Linked DNA regions of Homo sapiens: regions 1 and 3 are each linked to region 2. Evidence: read pairs that join two places in POLR2A ChIA-PET (ENCODE). Cell type or tissue: Panc1. All regions are shown on one strand. Region 1 overlaps LINC01115 (long intergenic non-protein coding RNA 1115). Region 2 holds the start of LOC105373480 (a long non-coding RNA gene). Region 3 overlaps PXDN (peroxidasin).

The links. Peaks named below come from ENCODE experiments on the same cell type or tissue, not always from the same donor. Only the 100,000 strongest peaks of a DNase experiment are listed, where the experiment ranks them.
Region 1: POLR2A ChIA-PET joins it to region 2 with 6 read pairs; 1 of 35 experiments calls an interaction of 5 or more read pairs at or near these places.
Region 3: POLR2A ChIA-PET joins it to region 2 with 6 read pairs; 2 of 35 experiments call an interaction of 5 or more read pairs at or near these places.

The regions. Positions count from the first base shown.
Region 1 is chr2:853,153-857,152 of GRCh38, forward strand. All of the region lies in intron 1 of LINC01115 (long intergenic non-protein coding RNA 1115), which reads right to left. Among named protein-coding and RNA genes, the nearest start is that of LINC01115, 13 kb to the right of the region's middle. RefSeq lists an enhancer at 1,243-2,440. In Panc1, CTCF peaks have their summits at 1,466 (motif pointing right) and 1,669; a DNase peak (open chromatin) is centred at 1,512.
Region 2 is chr2:738,568-742,567 of GRCh38, forward strand. LOC105373480 (a long non-coding RNA gene) reads left to right here and starts at 918. Exons shown (of 5, transcript XR_007086128.1): 1 at 918-1,383. In Panc1, no CTCF peak of the experiment used is centred here; a DNase peak (open chromatin) is centred at 2,144; H3K4me3 peaks cover 1,800 bases; H3K27ac peaks cover 916 bases.
Region 3 is chr2:1,705,175-1,709,174 of GRCh38, forward strand. The region is part of intron 1 of PXDN (peroxidasin); the gene reads right to left. Among named protein-coding and RNA genes, the nearest start is that of PXDN, 37 kb to the right of the region's middle. RefSeq lists enhancers at 1-560, 2,411-3,056, 3,057-3,701. In Panc1, no CTCF peak of the experiment used is centred here; no DNase peak of the experiment used is centred here; H3K4me3 peaks cover 425 bases; H3K27ac peaks cover 2,148 bases.

The sequences.
Region 1 (4,000 bases), 110 kb after region 2:
GACACCAGAGGCTCTTCTCAAACAGAACTGGCACTGCCTGACAGGCTACCTCTCACGAAGCCAGCATCACAACTGAGCACACGATTTTATTCAGTCCTCTCAGGAAAGAGCAGTTTTGTTTCACAGATGAGAAAACCAAGCCAGGGAGAGCTTCACTTACCTCTCCAAGGTAAATACCTGGTAGCTGCTGAACCGAGAGTTTGGGCAGAGGCTTTTCAAAAAGTCTTGAAGCTCTCCAACACCGTGAGACATGGATGCCCGTGAGGCACCTTCCTACGTACCGAAAGGGAATGTGCAGTGGAGGGGGAATCCCAACATCGTCTTTGGAAAGAGCAAGGGACAGACCAGTCCTGTAGGACCTCCCTCCCACCACCTTCACCCTTCTCTTCTCTCTCTCCTGTCAGCATCTGAGTTCCTTCCTTGGTCTGCCTGCTTCCCCATGGTGGGGGTGGCCCACCCGCCTCAGCCTCTGGCCGTCACTCCCCGGAGCTGGAGCCATGCCCGGCCAGCCGGTCGTCCACCCCTGATTCCTGCTCTTCTAATCCATCCCACACAAACTGCTGCTGGATGGATCTCCCAGAACAAACCCTGTGCTCACACCACGGCCAGACCTAAGGGCTCCTGCAGGCCACAGAAGCGTTTCCCTGGGGAAGGTGGTTGCCACGAGCTTCACAGACAGGCACAATCACATTCATCTCGGAGATACTCGTGTAAGACTCGGTGTTGCTGAAAACACATGTGTGTCTTTGTTAAACTCTGGGATTACAGGGATTCTTTAAGTTCCTAACACATATGATGAATATCCAGGAGAGAATCAAAGACTCACTTGCTCTTTCCAAAGGACCTGATCAGAGTCCTTATCTCCTGGTAAAAGAAACACCATTTGGCAAATGCTGGAACGCTGGTTTACAGGACACCGTGGCTTGAAGGTGCCCCCAATGTTTGTGTGTTGGAAACTTCATCCCCAGAGACACGGCCTTGGGAGGTGGGAACTTAGAGGGGCGAGTGGGCGGTAAGAGCTCTGCCCTCAGGAAGATTCATCCTTCATCGCAGGAGTGGGTTTCTGATTAAAAAAAAAAGGGATAGGGTTCTCTCTCTCTCTCTCACCTCTCTCTCTCTCTCCCTCTCTCCCTCTCCCTCACTATGCCCATTAGGACACACATAGGCTGGAAGAGAAAGGATGAAAAAATACATTCCCTAGAAACAGAAAGCAAATGGGAGCAACGGTGGCCACACTCCTGTCAGATTAAATGGACGTTAAGTCAAACCTGTAAAAAGAGATCAAGAGAGTCATGATGTGAGGTTGAATGGGTGGCTTCATCAAGAGCATGTAACAATTGTAAATACATCTTTACCAGCGTCAGAGCATCTAAGTATATAAGCAAATGTTACTAAATCTGAAGGGAGAAGCAGGCAGCAAGTCAATTAAGTAACAATATTGAGAGGCCTCAGGGGCCCACCGCCAGCAGGGGGCAGACCATCCAGGTGGAAAATCAGTGAAGAAGGATTGGCCTTAAACTACGTGTCAGGCACCTGGGCTCACTGGCCCATTGAGACCATCCCATCCAGCAGCAGCCAGAAACATGCTCTTCTCTAGTGTCCCAGAGCATTCTCCAGGATAGACTGTACACTGAGGCACAAAACAAGTCCTGCCTGATTTAAAGAGACCAGAATTACATCAAATACCATTCCCAGCCACAGTGGTACGAAGCTAGAATCAATAACGGAAGGGATTTCAGAAGATCCGCAAAGGCGGGGAAATTAAACACCTTACTTCTGAATCACCAGTGGGTCCATGAAAACATTATAGAGGACATTTAAATACATCTTGAGACAAATGAAAATGGAAACACAACATATTAAAATCTATGGGACACAGCAAAGCAGTTCTAAGAAGGAAGTTTTTGGCAATAAACACCTACATCAAAAAAGAAGAAAGACGCCAAATAAACAGCCTCACGTTACACCTCACGAAACCCGGGGAAGCCAGAACACACTAAGCCCCCACTTAGCAGAAGGAAGGAATGGTAAAGGCCGGACAAGGAACAAAGGAACCGTCTTCATACCTCACCACGCCGCATTCCTTGTCTATGAATATTGATTATTTATTTTGTAATTGATCCCTGGCAGTGTTCTATCATCATTCCTCCTTCTTTGTGCCTGGAGACCCGATGCTGAGTCACCAACCTGCCTTCTTGTCTGCCTGGTATCGTGTGGCTCCGCCTTTTGCGTTCACTTCCTGGGTCTCATTTCCTGAGGATTTCCTGTGTGGAACACACACTTGGGTTTTGTTTTGCAATCTCACAAAATATACTTTCTTCATTAGATCAATGAATGGAAGCATGGTTAACTATTTCGTGTGATACAGTGTCTTCCTTTGGTCCTTTGGTCACAGAAGGAGGAAAACGGTCCTCCCTGACTGTCCGGCCCCTCTCAAAACTTCACGTGGGACACTAGGTCAGGGTGGGGGCTGAGGGGTTTCCACACCAACCACTCTCCATCTCCCTAAATACCAGCTGGGTGTCCTACAACTTAACTCAAGTCTGATGCTTTCTACCTGGGGTTAGCCCAGGCCCCTGGGCTAAAGACTCAGCCCCACAAGGTTGCCCCTCTTCAGATGCCACTCCCAGGATCAGTGTCCCTGGTTATCCCCACGTCTGTACAACTTGGCTCCAAACTGGGTCATCAGCTGTGTCACACAAGCACTACACTAACGTCAGGTGTTAACAGGAGAATGTGGGTGTGGGACACGGAAACACGCTTTCCAATCTGTGCAACTTTTCAGTAAATCTAAAACTATTCTAAACTTGTTTTAAAAAGTGTACTCTTGAAGGTGCTATAGGATAGATAAAACACTTCAGAAATATCAATGAATATACAGTCTATTACAAATTGATGTAAAATTTTTAATTCTTTTTTTGTAAGCTTGCTACAAAATTGTAAATGAGCTAGTGGTAAGCTTTGGGTTTATCATTATAACATACTGACAGAATCTCATTTTATTGCTACTTTTTGCTTCCTGTCTCCAGAGGCTGACAAAAGAAAAAAGACGAATTAAAACTCTTGAAGGTACGTAATTTTCCATACATCACCAAGCAATAAAAACATCAGCAAAAAATTAAAGATTGCAATTTAGTCTAGCTTTATAACTAATACATGAGAAGTGCATTTAAGCAATTTAAATTAATAGCATGTCACAGCAATAAAGCTGTTGCTTTTTTTCTAAGTCAAATATATACATTTTATAATAGTGCTTAGCTTTTTAGCATTCTAATATACAACTTTTAAAATCACTGTGGAATTGCATCCAGATAAGGCTGCATTTCTCCTCCCCCAGGAACTTCCTGCTCTCCTCCCTGCCCAGCCCTGTGCCCCTCACCCTGGGGCCCCAGGCTCTTCTCTTCTCTCTGGCACTGATTTTCTGTGACCTTTGCTCTTCTATCCTATCCTTGGGCTACAATTTACTAGATTTATTGAATTAAAATTTTTCTCTCCTGCAAAAGCTAACAGGTCAAGGAAAAGAAGGAATGCTCAGGCAAGTCTAAGTTCAGTGTGCTTGTGTTTCTCTCTGCAGAGGCTCACACGTAGCACACACTGCACACGGCACGGCCGTGTGGACTCAGCCCTCACCACCACCTCGTCCTTGGGCCTCAGAGGAGCAGCAGGACCTCCCCCCAGCCTGAGGAGAGTTAAGGACTCTTGTCCAAGAACATTTCAAAAAACTGAGTTTTAAAGATCGAATTGGCTGCTATTCATGATGCATGGACTGGCAACGAACCATCCAAGTATACCATTCACAGCGTACCACCCATACCACCCACAGCTTACTATCCAAGCATATCATCCACAGCATATCACCCACAGCATACCATCCAAGCATACCATCCACAGCATATCACCCACAGCATACCATCCAAGCATACCATCCACAGTATACCATCCACAGCATACCACCCACAGCATACTATCCAAGTGTACCATCCAAGCGTACCACCCACAG
Region 2 (4,000 bases):
ATTAATTTATTTCTATCTTATCATCAACTGAACCATTGTTTTTAAATGTCAGGTTTTACTAATAATTTCTATTTTCTTTTGTGCAGTCTGTAAACATCCTGCATATTTCAAGAGTAATAGAAACATCAAGTTTGCTGCCTGGCCTCAGGGCTGGGGCAGGGCAGGTGTTTTTACAGACGCCTCCTACGTCTGTGGTGAATCTCTCAGGCATTTGCTTGGTTACTATAAACCTTCGGTGTTTCTAGAGTTCTGACAAAGTTGATTCTGACCGTTTTGCTCAGTTTTTTCAGTGATTCTGTGAAGGGACAGACCTTGGATTTTCCTCTCTGCTATTTTTGCAGACATCAGTGATTCTGTTGATCTTTGGTCATTACACAGTCCTTATTTTCCGGAATACACAGCCTGATCACAGTGTGTTATTCTGATTTAAAATTTCACTGTATGGTGATTTGTTAAACTGTTTAGCTATTTTTACATTTCTTGGGAAATTTTGGAAAATTTCCCCCAAAAAACAACTTTTTGGGGAAAAATTAAATGATAATTCTTTCTTGTAGTGAACTCCAGGTTTCAGCATCCATGCTATTCTCTCCCCAAAACATTAGGCGAGAATCGTTTCCTCTTTTCCTATCCTGGGAAGATGAGATGTGAGCTGAGCCCTATTTCTTTTACACACTTAGAACAATTTTTCATGAAAGCCATTTAGACCTGGATTTTCTTTACCGCTAGGCTTCTAATTATGTTTTGCTTATAATTTACATTATTTTAAATTAACAAATCATAATTGTATGATATTTATGGAGCACAATGCGATGCTATGACGTATGTTTTCAGTGTAGAAGGATTAACTCAAGCCAATCACACACTGCGCCTCACATACTTGCTGTTTTGGGGCCATAGATTTGAAATGTGTCCTCTTAGTGCCTGTGACATACACGTGCGTCATTGCTGTGCAGGAGGCAGGGGAATGGGGGGCCAGGGAGTGGGGAGCTGGAGTCACAGGACCCAAAGTGACAGGTGCATGGAGGAATGAGCTTTTTATTTATTCATTACTTTCATGTCCCCATGCAGCAGTCACAGAAAAAAAAAACATGTAAGTAAGAAAAATTTTGAATGTAAACTAGAGAGTAGTTAGTGGCCCTATTGTAGACTAAATAATGGCCTCCTACAGATACCCATGTTGCAGTCGGCGGAGCCTGTGAATGTCCCTTCCACGGACCCTGCAGGTGGGCTCAGCGAAGGGCCTGAAGATGGGAGCTGACTGTCCTGGGGGGTCCACTGGAATCGCAGAGGGCCTCGTCAGAGGGAGGCAGAGATCGGAGTGAACCAGCCGCAAGCCAAGCACTGCGGGCACCAGGAAAGCTGGAGAGGCAGCGAGGATCTTGGGTTAGAGCCTAGTGAGGGGGCGCGGCCCAGCCAGGAAGGCAGCCAGGATCTTCCCTCAGAGCCTAGCGAGGGGGCGCGGCCCAGCCAGGAGAGCTGGAGAGGCAGCGAGGATGTTCCCTCAGAGCCTGGCGAGGGGGCGTGGCCCAGCCAGGAGGGCGGGAGAGGCAGTGAAGATCTTCCCTCAGAGCCTGGCGAGGGGGCGCGGCCCAGCCAGGAGAGCTGGAGAGGCCCGGAGGATCTTCCCTCAGAGCCTAGCGAGGGAGCGCGGCCCAGCCAGGAGAGCTGGAGAGGCAGCCAGGATCTTCCCTCAGAGCCTGGCGAGTGAGGGCGGCCCAGCCAGGAGAGCTGGAGAGGCAGCGAGGATGTTCCCTCAGAGCCTGGCGAGGGGGCGTGGCCCAGCCAGGAGGGCGGGAGAGGCAGTGAAGATCTTCCCTCAGAGCCTGGGGAGGGGGCGGGGCCCAGCCAGGAGAGCTGGAGAGGCAGCCAGGATCTTCCCTCAGAGCCTGGCGAGGGGGCGCGGCCCAGCCAGGAGAGCTGGAGAGGCAGCGAGGATCTTCCCTCAGAGCCTATCTAGGGGGCGCGGCCCAGCCAGGAGAGCTGGAGAGGCAGCGAAGATCTTCCGTTAGAGCCCAGCGAGGGGGTGTGGCCCAGCCAGGAGGGCTGGAGAGGCAGCGAGGATCTTCCCTAAGAGCGTGGCGAGGGGGCGTGGCCCAGCCAGGAGAGCTGGAGAGGCAGCGAGGATCTTCCCTCAGAGCCTGGCGAGGGGGCGCGGCCCAGCCAGGAGAGCTGGAGAGGCAGCGAAGATCTTCCGTTAGAGCCCAGCGAGGGGGCGTGGCCCAGCCAGGAGGGCTGGAGTGGCAGCCAGGATCTTCCCTCAGAGCCTGGCGAGGGGGCGGGGCCCAGCCAGGAGAGCTGGAGAGGCAGCCAGGATCTTCCCTTAGAGCCCGGCGAGCGGGCGCGGCCCTGCCTACACCCCGACTTCATCCCAGTGAGGAGGACGTCGGACTTCTGGCCTCCAGAGCTGTGAGAAAATACATTTGAGATGTTCAAGCTGCCCAATGTCTGGTCATTTGTTACAAAAGATATGGAAAATCAACGCACCAGTAACTGGAGAAAATTGATCACGACTGAAAGGCAGTGGGCAAAACGTACTGTTGTAGGTCAGCCCAGACCAGAAACTGTAAGTCTATCAAACAGGCGGAGAAAAGCGGCCACCGTTTTATTCCTCAAGAATTGCACAGTGTTTATTTAAGTCAGCAACCCTGTGGAGCAGATTTAAATTTTATACAATTTCTAGACATACGGCATGCACCCACACGTGTATAATCATCATGCATGCATTATGTATGCATATGTGTGGAGGGACATATGCCAGTGTACGTGTGGGTGGGTACAATGAGAAAAGATACAGGGTCTTTAATTATGGAATTATCCAAGTTTCTATTCTTCTCAGAAATCACCATAATGTTTTGGGAATTCTCCCAGACTGCTTCTTGCACTGAAAGTTGTTCAAAATTCTGTTAGAAATTCTCTATATTTTGTCTAAAAATATGCTTCCCATATTGATGTGATACAAGTGAGGAAGAAATTACAAAATATTCACTGAGTAAAATAGCAATTTAAATGCATTGAATTAAATTGAGGACCTGAAAACCTAAACACAATTTTTCCATTGCTTGGTTTATGTGAAACTGGACCTGGAGGTTTTTGTTTTGTTTTTTCCTTCCCCGCCAAAGGAGGAGAGGGTTCAGCTTGGTGCATTGGAAAAGTTTTGTAAAATTATGTCTTAATGGTTTCTGTCAGATTTGGAAAGAATCATTGGCAGTCTAGGGAAAAGTGGATTTACACAAGGTACCGAAATTACCAGGTGATAGAGAAGACGTTTAAATTTGTGGGCCCTCACTCTGAGTTGAGGAAGGGGCCCCTGGTGTTTTTACGACGCACACTTTCTTACTGCTGTACCTGCTGTGGAATCTAGTGAGATTCTAAGTAGTCCTATTTAATTGTGAGTCAATAGTGACTTGCTGGGTGCGGTGGCGACTCCCACGGCGGATGGCTGGGTCGAGAGCACATCTTTATTTTCTCTCTAGATCATTCTTCTTCCTATTTTGATTTGAGAAAGGGAACGTGAGAATTAGGTCAACCAGAGTGTTTTCCCAGTAAGTGTTGAGGCAGGCGTTTGCAAGGAGCAGTATTGGAAGCGTTTCCGGAGTTTTCCAGTGTGTTCGGGTTTCACCTGCATGTCAGGGTTCGTCACCGTCACAGGAACCCTGGGTCATTTTGCCAACTCAGTAGAACGGGGCTAAAATGTAAGAGAAGTAACTTTTATTTTGAGAACATGCTCAAAAGTCTAACAAAATGCACACAGGGGATACAGAAAATAGAATGTGGCAAGGTGGGAGTCTGTGGAGGGAGTGGTGAGTAAATTGTAATCCGTCTTGGAGACCGTTTCCAAGTTTACACTACGTGAAGCGGACGGGGTTTGTGATGCACACAGGGCACAGCCCCCAAGCCCGGGTTCTCCATCGCTTAGTGGGAATGCAGCCTCTGTGTGGTTTCAAGAATGGACATCTGAGTTCTGGCCTGTGTCCATTTCAACATATTCACTGTTTGAAAG
Region 3 (4,000 bases), 970 kb after region 2:
GCAGAGCATGTCTGCACACATCCCAGGGGCCCTGGGCCTCCCCTGAGGGAGAGGCAGACCGGCTCAGTTCACTCCCAAACCCACATGACCCACTGAAGACACTCCCTCCATGAAGGCTGGGGTTGGGAGGGGTGAATGTAGGAGGCAGCCATGTGCCACTCCCCATGAGCCCAGATGCAGGGTGCGGCTCCCCACGACCTGGGATGCAGGGTGCAGGGTGCAGCTCCCCATGACCTGGGACACAGGGTGCAGGATGCAGCTCCCCATGACCTGGGATGCAGGGTGCAGCTGCCCACGACCTGGGACACAGGGTGCAGGGTGCGGCTCCCCACGACCTGGGATGCAGGGTACAGAGTGCAGCTGCCCACGACCTGGGACGCAGAGTGCAGGATGCAGCTCCCCATGACCTGGAACGCAGGGTGCAGGGTGCGGCTCCCCACGACCTGGGACGCAGGGTGCAGGGTGCAGCTCCCTGTGACCTGGGACGCAGGGTGCAGAGTGCAGGGTGCAGCTCCCCGTGACCTGGGATGCAGGGTGCAGGGTGCAGCTCCCCACAACCTGGGATGCAGGTGCGGCTGCCCATGACCTGGGACACAGGATGCAGGGTGCAGCTCCCCACGACCTGGGATGCAGGTGCGGCTGCCTATGACCTGGGACGCAGGGTGCAGGGCACGGCTGCCCACGACCTGGGACGCGTGGAGTGTCACCAGCCCTTTTGGAGAGTTTCCCGCGTGGAGTGTGGGGCTACAAGGAGCAGTTCTCCGTCCATTACGGCCTCCCCCAGGCACTCCAGGCCCTGCCGCTCAGGCATCCATGTGGCTTGGACACCGTCAAGGCTACTGGCTTCTCTGATCCAGCTTCTTCAGGGTCTCCAGACCTCAGTCAGAGCGAGAACTTGGATCCGACTGGATGCCAGATTCAAGTTCTACCCTGCCCTCCGATTCCTGGGCTCTCAAACCCAGAGACCGTCCCAGCGTCTCTGACCTTCAGTGAGAGTTAGGAGCTCCCGGGTTATTCTATGAAATTGGGAGCTGGTCTGTCCAGCACCTAAAGATCTATCTGGGAGGGTGGGGCTTCCCTGTCCCACTGGCAGCCTGGTATTCACTGGGTCACAGTCCTGCCTCCATGTGATATCAAGTCCTCCAGGGAGCAAGTGCAGTAACAACTGTTTAAGTCACAAATCGGACACGGTCTCACTGCAAGCCACAGAATCTTACATCCTGCTGGCATTGCCAGAAGCCAGTCACCTGCCCCACTAATAATACAACCTGAGAGCACGCTGCAGTGTTCACCAATCAGCTCTAAGCATCACCTGCCCCACTAATAATACAATCTGAGAGCACGCTTCAGTGTTCACCAATCAGCTCTAAACATCACCTGCCCCACTAATAATACAATCTGAGAGCACGCTTCAGTGTTCACCAATCAGCTCTAAGCATCGCCTGCCCCACTAATAATACAATCTGAGAGCATGCTTCAGTGTTCACCAATCAGCTCTAAGCATCGCCTGCCCCACTAATAATACAACCTGAGAGCACGCTGCAGTGTTCACCAATCAGCTCTAAGCATCACCTGCCCCACTAATAATACAATCCGAGAGCACACTTCAGTGATCACCAATCAGCTCTAAGCATCGCCTGCCCCACTAATAATACAATCCGAGAGCACGCTTCACTGTTCACCAATCAGCTCTAAGCATCACCTGCCCCACTAATAATACAATCCGAGAGCACGCTTCACTGTTCACCAATCAGCTCTAAGCATCACCTGCCCCACTAATAATACAATCCGAGAGCACGCTTCACTGTTCACCAATCAGCTCTAAGCATCACCTGCCCCACTAATAATACAATCTGAGAGCATGCTTCAGTGTTCAGCGATCAGCTCTAAACATCACCTGCCCCACTAATTATACAATCTAAGAGCACGCTGCAGTGCTCACCAATCAGCTCTAAGCATCACCTGCCCCACTAATAATACAATCTGAGAGCACGCTTCAGTGTTCAGCGATCAGCTCTAAACATCACCTGCCCCACTAATTATACAATCTAAGAGCACGCTGCAGTGCTCACCAATCAGCTCTAAGCATCACCTGCCCCACTAATAATACAATCTGAGAGCACGCTTCAGTGTTCAGCGATCAGCTCTAAACATCACCTGCCCCACTAATAATACAAACTGAGAGCACGCTGCAGTGCTCACCAATCAGCTCTAAGCATCACCTGCCCCACTAATAATACAAACTGAGAGCATGCTGCATTGCTCATCAATCCCAGATGCCTCATCCACGCCTTCTGAACATCAAACTGTCAAATCGAAGTAATCAGAAAGAAATTATGATTTAATTGTGATATGTCTGACTTTTGTGTAAATAATCAACCCACACTTTTCACCCAAATTTTTGGAAGCACGAGGTTGCCAAAAGTCTTCCAAAAATGGAACAAAAGAAATCCCTGCGGAGGGGCTATCAGCTGTCAAAGACGCAATAACTACACAGAAGAGGACAAAAAAGGGGAAGACATTTCCCTGCACAAGGCAGGGAATGAACACACTCTGGGTTCTTCATTAAAACTTGGTGCAGAGGAGGGATTCGTACCAAGGTGCCGAAAGCGACGATCTGCAGATATCCTTCCCCTAGCAGCATGCCGGTGACTGTCTAAAGGGAAGAAGAATCACCATTTAAGAGGAGCCCATTTAGGATCTACGTTTTACCACACTTACGTCAGCACCCTAAGGGCTAAAGAGGAACTCTTAAGGCACTGGAAAGTTACACAAAGCGAGAGAACGGAAACCAAACGCAGGCAATCCTCAGCGGAGCTCTTCTCCAGCTGGAACAATGAGCTTTGTCCCGAGAACAAGGGGGGCACGCCCAGGCCTGGAAGCTGCAGGATGAATGGGACTTCTCAAGTTATCCTCCCACCTCCCCGCCAAGTAAACCCGGGAGCTGGTGTTTGTTTTGGAGCTGGCCTTGCTGGAGCTGAGATCGTGGGGCTGGGCTGGCTGTCGGCATGTGCCCTGGCGCAGGCCCAGGTCTCATCACGCACCCTCTGTCCCTGCCATTGTTCTGCAATTAGTTAAGAGGGGGAAACATGCTTCTTACAACCCAGCAGGACGCTTTAGCCGACAAAGCTCCTGGATTTAAAAGAGGTTCGCCCTTTCATGTTCCAGCAGCTCCTCTTTGGTCTGGGCCTGGAGTTTGCCCCTGAGGCCCCCTGTGGATGGACTGAAGGGCTTTGCTCAATCCCACCCAAACACCAAGAACCCAGTCAGCCTCCGCCCTTCGCAGGAAGCCTCTTCCTGACTAGAATGACAAAAGTCATAAGAAGCCCAAGTGATTCTCAATCCTCCTTTACAGAGGCAGAAACAGAGGCCGGGGAGGTTCCGCCCTGACCCACGATGGCAGAGGAAGGGGAGAGGGGTCCCTGATGCAGTCACGCACCCAGAACCCCCGACTCGCCCCGCAAGGAAGAAACAGTGAGAGCTCCCTGAGCTGCCCTCACCTCCAGGCCATGGTGTGACGGAACCTCCTCTCCCAGGCATCTGAGTTGCACGGGCACTGGGCACGCCCAGTTCATAGAAACGGGGACATCTTTTATGGTATCGATTTGGATCACCTCACTTCCTGTATGAGACACAAATCACCAAGAGCACGTGGAGTCTGGTGTGCCCGGCTGGGTTTGTTAAGAACCTCTCTACGTGTACAGGTTTTATCAAGTACAGTTTTTTTAAGGAGTCACTGATGATGCAGAATGCTGGCTCCAAAACACAGTCCTGCAGCGCCCTTGACCATGGTGTTGTCTGATTTCACAGACAGCACGGTGACAGGCATGATCTGCTGAGGCTGCCAGTTCACCGCGGGAGGGAGCTGGTGGCCGGTCTTCCCCACGGGAGCCAGGCTCCGTCTGGTCCCTGCGCCCTGGCTCTGATCCCACCCGTGGAACTGCAAAGAATATCCCAGCCCCTGTGCTCGCCGCTCACTCATTGGTACTAGCGACACATC